Linked DNA regions of Homo sapiens: region 1 is linked to region 2. The links are chromatin contacts, found by POLR2A ChIA-PET in ENCODE. All regions are on one chromosome and are shown on one strand. The core of a region is the stretch at or near the end of the contact, and the rest is flanking DNA. Distances in the headings are between cores, read along the strand shown.

Region 1 (5,634 bases), core at 661-3,160, about 25 Mb after region 2:
TCGGCTCACCACAACCTCTGCCTCCCGGATTCAAGCTATTCTCCTGCCTCAGTCTGCCAAGTAACTGCGATTACAGGCACCAGCCACCATGCCCGGCTAATTTTTCGTATTTTTAGTAGAGACGGGGTTTCACTATATTGGCCAGGCTGGTCTCGAACTCCTGACCTCGTGATCCACCTGCCTCAGCCTCCCAAAGTGCTGAGATTACAGGCGTGAGCCACCGCACCCAGCCTCTTTTTCTTTCTTTTTATGTATTTTTTTAAATTTGAGAGACAGGGTCTCACCCTGTCACCCAGGCTGGAGTGCAGTGGTGCAAACACAGCTCACTGTAGCCTTGAACTCCTGAGCTCAAGCAATCCTCCCACCTGAGCCTTCTGAGTAGCTGGGACTACAGGCATGCATCACCACGCCCAGCTAATTTATTTTTTTTTTGTATTTTTGTAGAGATGGGGTCTTGCTACGTTGCCCAGGCTAGTCTCAAACTCCTGGCCTCAAGCCATCCTCCCGCCTTGGCCTCCCAAAGTGCTGGGATTATAGGCATGATCCACCGTGCCTGGCCAGCCCTTCCCTTTGCTGAGGGGGACAGCAAAGCTGAGAGCTGGGAAGAGATTTTTCAGAGCCACAGCTCTGAAGCTCCCTAGGCTCCAGTTCTTAACCCTCTGAGTGCAGTCCCAGCTATGACCAGCAGGGTGGGCGAGTGGAATTCGGTGGAATTAGTGGATTTCCAGGTGACTCAGCGCCTCTCAACTTCTCTCTCTTACTTCCTTCTCCATTACTCCCGAATAAATGCTTATCAGCAAACTGGTTTTTACTGAGAGGCCCACAGCTCCCCATTCTCCACAAGTCAAGATCCTCACGTGGTCTCCCTGGGGAAGGGGAGAGTTATGGACCTAGAGAAGAACTTTCAGAGTCCCTCCAAGGGAGACAGCAGAGTGGGGTCCTGTTGGCCTCCACCCTTTTGGGGCACGCAGATAGTCAATATCTTCAGCGTCCCCAAGGCCTGCAAGGGTGGGGCCCCATATCTGGAAGTCCCAGGCCCAGCTGGGAGTTGGTCAAGTCTGGGCTGTGGGGGCAGGGAGTGCTGGGGGATGGTTATCCCCTTTTCTGCCCTCTCTCCTGGGGCAACTCCAAATTTTCAGCCCTCATTGACTTTCCCAGGACTGCTGTCCCCAAGTCTTCACTCATGTCTCTCTGTGACTCCTTCCCATTAGGTACTCGCAGCAACCTGACCCCCCAACTTTTTCAGTTTCCAGCCTGGGGACTTGTGGTGGTTAAGAGCATGAGCTGAGTTCAAATCCCAGTCCTGTCAGTTAACAGCTGTGTGATATTGGGCAAGTCACTCTCTGGGTCTCAGTTTTCTCATCTGTCAAGTAGGGTGATACTAGTTCCCACCCCATTTTGAAAGCTCTCATGTGAAGAGACGACAGAGCAAGCTTGGCTTAGTAAATCCTCTCTGGGAGTGCGAACAACCACCACCACAACCACAATAATGACAACCGCATTGCATAAGAGCCCTGGACTTACACACGACTGTGCCAGTGGAGTCCTCCCGGGGCTCCCGGGGCCAATTCCTCTCTGGCTTGGACTCACATAAACTTGGATCTCACATCTTTCCCCATTTCTGCCCCCGTGGCCACTTGCTTTGGCCCCTGAGTCCTCATACACCTGGCTGGGGCGCTCATGGCCCCAATCAGCCTCGGCCCGACCCCATGGTGCCCCTTCCTAAAGTTCTGCCCGTCTGTCCCGTGACATGCCCCGCCCGCCCCGGCTCATGCCTGCTTGCACCGCCTGCGCCAGGGTGGTGAGCCCGGTCTGGCCAGTGGCGCCGAAGATCGCGATCTTCTTGACGGCCATCGTACGGGATCGTGGGGGTGCAAGGCCTCAGAGTCTCGGCACGCGCGGGAACCCACTGGCTGCTGGGCGGTGCTCTCTGCCCTACTCAAGCCAGGAACAACGGGGCGGAGCTGGCTCGAAGGGCCACGCCTCAGACTCTCCGCCCGCGGCTCAGGTCAAGGGGCGGGGCCTAACGCGGATGGGCGGGGCAGGCGTCAGCTTGCATTCGCTCACCGTCCAGCACCGCCCTCTCTGCGCGCCACTTAGACTGGAAGGCGGGGCCACAGAAGGCCACGCCTCCACATAGCAACAAATAGAGTGGACGGAGCCGAGATAACTTGTCACTCAGCGCCCTGCCTCCGCGCTCCACCTCCCGGAGAGGGGCGGGGCCAGGCGAGCCTCACCCACGGCCTCTCGTAGCTCACGCCCCCTCTCCCGGAGCCTGGAGCGGATCTGGGGCGCACTCTAAGCCCCAGGGCCTCCCAGAACCAGCAAGGGGAGAAAGTTAGGAGGACAGAGTGTGTGTGTGCACTTGGATGTAAGACACTGTGTCACGGCGTACCTATGCACTTATATGACCCTGTGTGACTCAGTGACCCGGAGGGCAAGCAGGACTGTGGGTGACACCTTGTGTCATCCTCTGAGTGTGATCCCGTGTTACAGTGTGACTACACGTGCGTGACACCACGTGTGGCAGGCATTGATTCTGTTCTTTTGTGACCTTGTGGTGACACCGTGGGTGACACTGCGTCAGCCTGTACGATAGGGTGTGGGACGTGTGAGGTGTGCTACATGGAAGCGTGAGACTAATTAGACTGTGACAGTGTGTGACACCACATGTCTCGTGTAAGGATGTGTGACACCGGGACCCCATTCGAGTGTGTGGCTGTGGGTGTCTGTGTTGAGCTGCTCATTGTGACCCCCTGTGACTATGATGTGTGAGGTGCGGCGGTGCAGCATGTGCGGGGCGACTGCTATGAAGGTTCGAGTGTGTAGAGTGTGTGACACTGTGGCTGTGAAGCTGTGCGTGATGTGTGGGCCTATGACACTGTTTGTGACTGCCGGGGAGTGTGCGGCTGTGTGTGACAGGTGCATTTGTGTGTGACGCCGCGTGGGCGGTGGTTACCCTATTGGATTTGTGTGGTGGTGGGTGACACCGTTCCAGTGTGGACGCCGCGTGTGACGGCGTGAGGGTGTGACCCCGTGAGACCCCACAGGAGGGAGTGACGGCGCGCAAGCGCGTGGATGCGGGGGTGAGTTTGTGCGCCGAGGCCCCCGCGAGTATGGCAGCGTGGCGAGCGTGACCCCGTGGGAGTGTGCAGCGCGTGACGCCGCCGTGCCCTCGCGAGTGCAGCCGTGCACCCCACGCCGCGGCCGGGTGTGACTGCGCGTGGGCCTCGGGCGGCGGGGCGCGGGGACCGCGGGCGGGAGGGGGTCCCGGGGGCGCGCTGAGCGCGGCGGCGGCGCGAGAGAGGGAGGCGCGGCGGCGCATGCGGATCTGGCTGAGCCGCGGGCCGGCGGGGCCGAGCTGAGCCGGGCTGGGCCGGGCCGGGCCGGGCCGGGCAGCGGACGCCGACAGGGAGGGCGGTCGGTCGCGGCGAGCAGCGGAGACAGCGACGCTGGCGGCCGCGGGCCCAGGTGAGCTGCTAGGGGGGCCGACAGCCCCTCCCCCAAGTATGTCCCCACCTGGCGAGCATCCCTCCTCCGCGCGCACGGGGCATGGCTGGAGCCCCGGGTCTCCCCGGCTGGAGGGAGGCAAAGGGTCGAGGGCAGGACGAGCCCACAACCCCCCCACCCGGTCTAGCTTCCGCGCCACGCGTGGGTCTTACCCCCAGGCCTTGTCCTTCCCAGGCCCCCTCCTTGGGCGCAGTGTCTGGACCGCAGGGAGAGAGGCGCGGCCTGGGAAGGGTTAAAGCCTCTGATGCCACCGCAGCCCAGCGCCCCACCAGCCTTTGCGGGGGGGGGGGGGTGTTGGGGGGAGGCTCGCAGGACACCCCTTCCCGGCTTCCCTATTACCTGCTCCCTTCCTTCCCATTCAATCGCGTTATGGCCAGAGCTGATCCTCGGCCTGGCCAGAGGGCTAACAGGAGTGCTAAGGGCCTCCCCATCTCTAAGTGTCTTCCACTGAAGAAAACAGCTGTAACCACCGTTTAACAGGGAGGGAAACTGAGGCACAGAAAGGCCAAGTTAAAGATACTCGGTTAAAGATACAGCAAGAATAAAGCGGAACTTGAACTCATTTCTGTCTGACTCCAGAAGAGGCAAATCGATTTGCTGAGATGTGTGAGGAAAAGATGAAGAATAATAGCAAGGAACATGTATCAAGGGCTTGCAGTGTACCAGATACCATGATCCCTGCATTAATAACTTACCTCTTCAAACACCGCTAAGAAACGGGTACGATTATCATTACTTTTTTTTTTTTTTGAGACGGAGTTTCACTCTTGTCACCCAAGTTGGAGTGTAATGGCGCGATCTTGGCTCACTGCAACCTCTGCCTCCCGACTTCAAGCAGTTCTCCTGCCTCAGCCTCCCAAGTAGCTGGGATTACGGGCATGAGCTACCATGCCTGGCTAATTTTGAATTTTTAGTAGACATGGGGTTTCACTATGTTGGTAAGGCTGGTCTCCAACTCTTGACCTCAGGTGACCCACCCACCTCCTTGGCCTCTCAAAGTGCTGGGATTATAGGCGTGAGCCACCGCCTGGCCTACCCTTTTGTGTGTGTGTGACAGAGTTTCATTCTGTCATTCAGGCTGGAGTGCAGTGAGTCAATCTCAGCTCACTGCAACCTCCATCCCCCAGGTTCAAGCGATTCTCCTGCCTCAGCCTCCCAAGTAACTGGGACTACAGACACGTGCCACCACGCCTGGCTAATTTTTGTATTTTTTTTAGTAAAGACCGGGTTTTGCCATGTTGGCCAGGCCGGTCTCGAATTCCTGGCCTCAAGTGATCCACCTACCTTGACCTCCCAAAGTGCTGAGATTATAAGCATGAGCCACCGTGCCGGGCCATCATTACTATTTTGCAGATGAACAAACTAAGGCCCAAAGAGTGGAAGTATTTCAGCCAAGGTCACACAGGTGGTAGGTAGCTGTGTGCTCACTTTCACTTTTCCATGGAAGGAGGGAAGAACAAAAATGGATTTGGGACTGGGCACAGTGGCTCACATGTGTAACCCCAGCACTTTGGGAAGTTGAAGTGGGCAAATAGCTTGAGCCCAGATGTTTGAGACCAGCCTGAGCAACATAGTGAGACCCCCTCTCTACAAAAAATACAAAAATTACCTGGTCATGGTGGAGCTTGCCTCTAGTCCCATCTACTCAGGAGGCTGAGGTGGGAGGATCGCGTGAGCACAAGAGTTGGAGGCTACAGGGAGCTATGATTGTGTCACTGCACTCTAGCCTGGGTGATAGAGCAATACCTTGTCTCAGAAAAAAAAAAAAGATTTCAATGTGTCCCCCTAAGGGACAATTTCCACTCTACTCACTCTACTGACCAAGACTTAGACCCTGCCTTCCTAGAATTCAGTGGGTTGGCAATTGTCTGGGTCTTTTGAGGACATTGATCTCCCAACTTCCTCCTTTGTTAGTCTTTTTTTTTTCCTTTTTCTTTTGAGAAGGAGTCTTACTCTGTCGCCCAGGCTAGAGTTTAGTGGCACAATCTCGGCTCACTACAACCTTCGCCTCCCGGTTTCAAGCAATTCTCCTGCCTCAGCCTCCTGAGTAGCTGGGATTACAGGCACCTGCAACCTTGCCCACCTAATTTTTGTGTTTTTAGTAGAGATGGGGTTTCACCATGT
Region 2 (6,124 bases), core at 3,625-6,124:
TAGGGTGATTGCCAGGAGGTTGTCTACAGTGGTCGGCAGGAAATGGAATACTACTCAGCTGTAAAAAATGACATAATGTTGGCTGGGCATGGTGGCTCACGCCCGTAATCCTAGCACTTTGGGAGGCCAAGGTGGGTGGATCACGAGGTCAGGAGATCGAGACCACCCTGATAAAATGATGAAACTCCGTCTCTACTAAAAATACAAAAAATTACCCAGACATGGTGGCACATGCCTGTAGTCCCAGCTACTCAGGAGGCTGAGACAGGAGAATTGCTTGAACCCAGGAGGCGGAGGTTGCAGTGAGCTGAGATCGTGCCACTGCACTCCAGCCTGGGCGACAGAGAGAGACTCAAAAAAAAAAAAAAAGAAAGAATGTCTTTTGCAGCAACATGGATGGAACTGGAGGCCATTATCTCAAGTGAAACAAGTCAAACACAGAAAGACAAATACCGTAAGTTCTCACTTATAAATGGGAGCTAAATAATGTGTATGCATGGATGTAGCGTGTGGAAAGATAGATAGTGGAGATTCAGAAGGGTGAGGGAGAGAGAGGAGGGAGGATGATGACAGATTGCTTAATGGGTGGATGTATGTTATTGGAGTGATGGGTACCTAAAAGCCCAGACTTGACCACTATGCAATCTATGCGAGAAACAAGGTTACACTTGTACCCCATAAATTAATGCAAATAAATATAATGAAGCAAAACAAAATGAGATGAACTCCTATTCATCCTTCAAGGCCCAACTCTGGCATTTCCTCACCTGTGCAGCTGTCCCACCCACCCCCGACCAGATCCCTTATTGCCCCCTCTGGACTCTCCTAGTCCTCAACTTCCCTGAATATACGGGGTGGGGGCGTCTGTGTCTGTAATGGGAAGGATCACAGGGTGTGGGGAACTTCCTCACCCAGGAAGGCCTCAGTGAATTCCTTGGTAGCATTGGCAGCCACCTGGGCCAGCTGTTCTTGGCTCATGCACTGAAGCTGGAGGTGTACTGGCTCCAGCCTCTGTAGAAGGACAAGGGTTCCCCACACCTGCTGGGCCAGGATGGAGGCTGAAGTCAGAGCAGCACCGTTCTGCCGTCGGAAGTTGCTGCGGAACCCTGGGTCTCTGGCCACCCCAGCCCCATAGTACTGGCTCAGCAAGTGGCTGAGGGATGGCCGGGGCTCAGGAGTCCGGCTCAGGTAGTCTCCAAGGATGACCCCATCCAGGGCGCCATTGAGGAAGGCCATGGTTAACAGAGATGCCTTGGGGTCCAAAAGCGTAAAGGTCCGAGGGGCAGAGAGCTGGTCCCAGCAGCCCTCAGTTCCCAGGTCTGGATGGCTCTGGGTCTGGGAACCTCGGAGGAAGGTCAGGCCCAGGTTTCCAGCCAGGGTGACTGCCAGGAGGCTGTCCACCATGGTCGGTGGGGACTTGGCTTTGGCATCTGGCAAGGAAGCTTGGACATCTGGACAGCCTTTTGTAGCATCTGGAGTGTTGGCTCCAATATCTGCAGTGGTGACATCTGGAGAGCCATCCCTGAGTCCTGGGGAGGAGGTGGCTCTTACATCTGGAGCAATGGCCACAACATCTGGAAAGGTATCTCCAGTCTCCCAAGGGGCAGCCATGCTGTCCAAGGGCAAATTTATGACCCTGCGCCCTTGCAGCCCTGCCTCCAGCCCCGCCAGCAGAGGCTCCACAGCCACGGTCGAGCCATCAGGTGCCAGCACCACCCCATATTCCTTCCCTTCTCGTACGTCATGTCGGGCCACCTCCTTGGTCAGGCCTAACAGCTCTGGGCTTAGTGGGCAGGGATCCAACTCTGTAGCATTGAGGCTCCATGCCCCCAGCAGGAAGTGGTAGAGGCGATTGTGGGGGCCAGAGTTTGGAGCTGACATCAGCCACGCAGAAGCTGTGTGTCTGGTCTTGGCAGCTGGCACTTTCTGCTCCAGCTCAGCCAGGGCCTGGATGACAGAGTCCATGAGCAGGGGCAGGGAGGCTGCAGGAGGAAAGAATGTGTTAGCCCAGCCCCACCCATTCCTGAGCCTCCTTGTATTGATTCCACATCTACCCAATGCTCCCAGCCCTCCATCTGATAACCCCATGACCCCCAACACTATCCTTGTGTAGATGAGGAAAGTGAGGTACACAGACTATTGCCTGTTGGTTAAGGAGCTCAGACTGTCTGTGAGTACTGGGGAGCCATGGCAGATTTATGAGCAGGACAGAGGTGTGACGAACCTGGCATTCTAAGACTCCTTTCTTAGGCTTAGATTTGTTTGGCTGCCATAAGGAAATGGATTTTTGGGGTGCCAGGATAGAAAAGGGGAGACAGTGTGGAGGTGAGAGATGAAGGTGGCAGAAGGTAGGTAGTGACATTGCAGTGGACAAAAGTGGAAGAGTCCCCAGATCGTGAGAGGGAGAGATGGATGGTCTTTTGTGATGAATTGAAGTTAAAAATTGGGGATGTTAGAGGGAAAGGTATTTTGAAAGATGCCTGGGACTGGCTGTGGTGGCTTAGGCCTGTAATCCCAGCACTTTCGGAGGCCGAGGTGAGTGGATCACCTGAGATCAGGAGTTCAAGGCCAGCCTGGCCAACACCGTGAAACCCCATCTCTAATAAAAATACAAAAATTAGCCAGGCATGGTGGTGTGTGCCTGTAATCCCAGCTACTTGGGAGGCTGAGACGGGAGAATCACTTGAACATGGGAGGTGGAGGTTGCAGTGAGCCGAGATTGCGCCACTGCACTCCAGCCTGGGTGACAGAGTGAGACTTTGTCTCAAAAAAAAAAAAAAAAAAAAAAATGCCAGACGCAGTGGCTCACGCCTGTAATCCCAGCACTTTAGGAGGCAGAGGCGGGTGGATCACCTGAGGTCGGGAGCTCAGGACCAGCCGGATCAACATGGCGAGACTCCGTCACTACTAAAAATACAAAAATTAGCTGGGCATGGTGGCACACACCTGTAACCCCAGCTACTCAGGAGGCTGAGGCAGGAGAACTGCTTGAACCCAGGAGGTGGAGGTTGCAGTGAGCCAAGAACCCCCCACTGCATTCCAGCCTGGGTGACAGAGTGAGACTCCATCATAAAATAAAATAAATAAAATAAAATTAAATTAAAATAAAATAAAATAAAATAAAATAGCCTGGGAGGCAGGGGGAAGAGCAGGATGGGCTTGTGCCATGTTGGGGAAATGTCAGTGGCTGAACTGCAAACCTAGAAATGCTAAGTTAGGCTCAGAGCTGGTTCAGAGATGGGTTATCAAATAATAGCTAACTTTCAGTAAACATTTACTATGTGCTAGCTACTAGTCTAGGTGACTTATATATTAATAATTTAACGCAGTTAGTCTTCACAACTCTTGTGAGGTAGGTCCTTTTAGCCCCTGTCTTAGTACATTGGTGCTGCTATAACAGATCTCTGAGGTTGGGTAATTTATGAAAAACAGAAATTTGGCCAGGTGTGCTGGCACATGCCTGTAATCCCAGCACTTTGGGAGGCCGAGGCAGGCGGATCACTTGAGGTCAGGAGTTTGAGACCAGCCTGGCCAACATGGTGAAACCCCGTTTCTACTAAAAATACAAAAGTTAGCCGGGTGCGGTGGCGGGCACCTGTAATCCCAGCTACTTGGGGGGCTGAGGCAGGAGGATCTGTTGAACCCGGGAGGTGGAGGTTGCAGTGAGCTGAGATCATGCTGCTGCACTCCAGCCTGGGCGACAGAGTCAGACTCTGTCTAAAAAACAAAAAAAAAGAACAGACATTTATTTCTCATAGTTCTAGAGGCTGGGAAGTCCAAGATCAAAGCACTGGCATTTGGGACTTCCTAGCCTGCAGAACTGCAAGAAAGTAAATTTCTCTTCTTTACAAATTTACTCAGTTTCAGGTACCCTGGCCTATATAGAAGCACAAAGGGACTAAGATGGTGTCCCTTTACAGATGAGGCATCTGAAGCACAGAGAGGTTAAGTTACCTGCCTAAGGTCACACAGGAAGGAAGTGGCAGAGGCAGGATTTGCCTTTGTTTTTTTTTTTTTTTTTTGAGACGGAGTCTTGCTCTATCATCCAGGCTGGAGTGCAGTAGTGCTCAGCTCACTGCAACCTCCTGAGTTCAAGCAATTTTCTGGCCTCAGCCTCCTGGGTAGCTGGGATTACAGGTGCCTGCCACCACGCCTGGCTAATTTTTGGTATTTTTAGTAGAGATGGGGTTTCACCATGTTGGCCAGGCTGGTCTCGATCTCCTGATCTCAAGTGATCTGCCCGCCTTGATCTCCCAAAGTGCTGGGATTACAGGCCTGGCCAGTAGTAGAATTTGAATCCAGGAAGTCTTACTCGACACACTCTCCTGGTCTAGAATCTAGGTTCTTCTCCAGTCCACCACCTAACCTGTGTAGCTTTGCTCTTCTCTGCAAAAAATGCCCTTTCTGGCTTCTCCCCCAAATCATTTCTCTTTCTTCCTAGCCTAGCTCTTATGTCTCCTCCTCCAAGAAGCCTTCCCTACTTTTGCTCTCCAGGCCCCAGATTCCTTCCCTTATCCTTGCCTTGACTCTGTGGAGCTGGGAATATCTATGTCCCCATGCTGGAGCTTCTTTGAGAGCTTGAGTCTCCAGCCTCACTCCATGCAGGGCAAGACATAGATGGGACAGCAGTACGCCTTCTGCAGAGCCAAGAGGTTTGGTCCCAGGACTCTGCCCCCTGACTCACCTGTCCCTGGGTCTGACCACAGTAGCAATCCGAGTAGGATCCAGAGGACACCCTGGGCCATTGTTGCAGGATTCCAGCTTCCAAGGGGTATTTCTGGTTGGCCTCGGCAGAGAACCTCGGCAGTGCTGGAGGGAGACAGGCACAGAGAACTGAGCAGAGCCTTTGACCACTGTCAAAGTCCAGCGGCGAATGACAGACCTGCCTCTCGTAGAGCTGTGGGCGGGAGGCAGCAGGGACATGGGGCAGCGTACCCTGGGTCAAGGTCATCTGGGCATCCTGGTCTCCCCCAGTCTCTTCTGTCCCTCCTAGGCTGAGGTCAGTGGTCAGTAAGCCAGGCCCATCCCCAGAGGGGCCTGGAGACCAGGTGGTTCAGACTCCATAAACTCTGCCCATTCTCCAGTGAGGTGGACCGAGGCAACCCCTCAAGTCCTGTCCCTCCCCATAGTGACGGCTCTGTAGCCGCTGCTGGCCACCAGAGGGGACTCTCAGCTGCCGCCTGCTGTACTGGTAAGACCGGCTGTGTTGAGGGAGAGGAGAGAAGCAGAGGCCTGAAGTTGGCACTGCCTTCTGCTTTTTTTTGCAACCAACACTTCAGGCTCAGGCACAGCATCGGTGCGGGGGCTGAGGACAGTGTTTGCTGAGGCCTGAAGTTGGCACTGCCTCCTGCTTTTTTTTGCAACCAACACTTCAGGCTCAGGCAGAGCATGGGTGCAGGGGCCGAGGACAGTGTTTGCTGAGGCCTGCTCTGAGCCCATGGGGACCAGGGGCTGTCACCTCTCATCCAGTTCCAGCCCTTGATTTCAAGCCACCAGCAGTAGCTGAGAGCAGGGGTTGAGCTTGAGTGTTCAGGACCCTGGCATTGTTCCAGGAGCTGGCTTCTGGACTCACCTGGGCTGACAGTGAAATGTCCTTCCTCTTCTCCGGGTGCCCATGACTGAGACCTGCAGAATGGACCCATCTCCCCTTTATTCTGGCATCAGATGGGGCAGGTTGACATGACTGGGCTGTTGTGTATGTAAATTGCTTCCCTGTGGGGCTCCCACCTCAAAACCAGCCCGGGGAGTTTCCAGGAGACCCACCAGCTGGAGACTCAGCCAGGGCAGGCCTGGGAATGTCCAGCCTGAGCCAGGCCTGGGATTCCCCTGGGGGCCACCCCTGGGGCCTCCTCAGGTGTCCTCTTTCTGGGGACCTCCCAGAAAAAAGCTGGGCACATAGTGGAAGCTCAGGATGTAGGGTGCTAAGTGATAGAGTGAATGGGGGACACTTCCCATGGGAGTAAGAGACAATGTCCTCCTCCAAGCTCGTTTCCCAGGATTTGGGGATAGGAGCTTTGCCTGGTAGAACCATATGAAGGTTGTGGGCTGAGGCAGGGACTAGGTTGAGGCATCCTCTTTGCCGCAAAATTTAAGGCAGTGTTGAAAATCTAAGTCATCAATAACT

What was found. ChIA-PET counts read pairs that join two places held with the same protein, here RNA polymerase II (POLR2A).
Region 1: POLR2A ChIA-PET joins it to region 2 with 10 read pairs in B cell. The contact joins the promoter of BLVRB here to the promoter of PGLYRP2 in region 2. POLR2A ChIA-PET finds 5 or more read pairs at or near these places in 2 of 52 experiments (B cell and OCI-LY7).

The regions. Positions count from the first base shown.
Region 1 is chr19:40,463,835-40,469,468 of GRCh38, forward strand. BLVRB (biliverdin reductase B) reads right to left here and starts at 1,911. Exons shown (of 5, transcript NM_000713.3): 1 at 1,776-1,911. The coding sequence starts at 1,854. It overlaps SPTBN4 (spectrin beta, non-erythrocytic 4), which reads left to right and starts at 3,167. Exons shown (of 36, transcript NM_020971.3): 1 at 3,167-3,471. RefSeq lists an enhancer at 985-1,104 and a silencer at 2,126-2,325.
Region 2 is chr19:15,474,627-15,480,750 of GRCh38, forward strand. It overlaps PGLYRP2 (peptidoglycan recognition protein 2), which reads right to left and starts at 4,875. Exons shown (of 5, transcript NM_052890.4): 1 at 4,685-4,875; 2 at 912-1,982. The coding sequence starts at 4,745.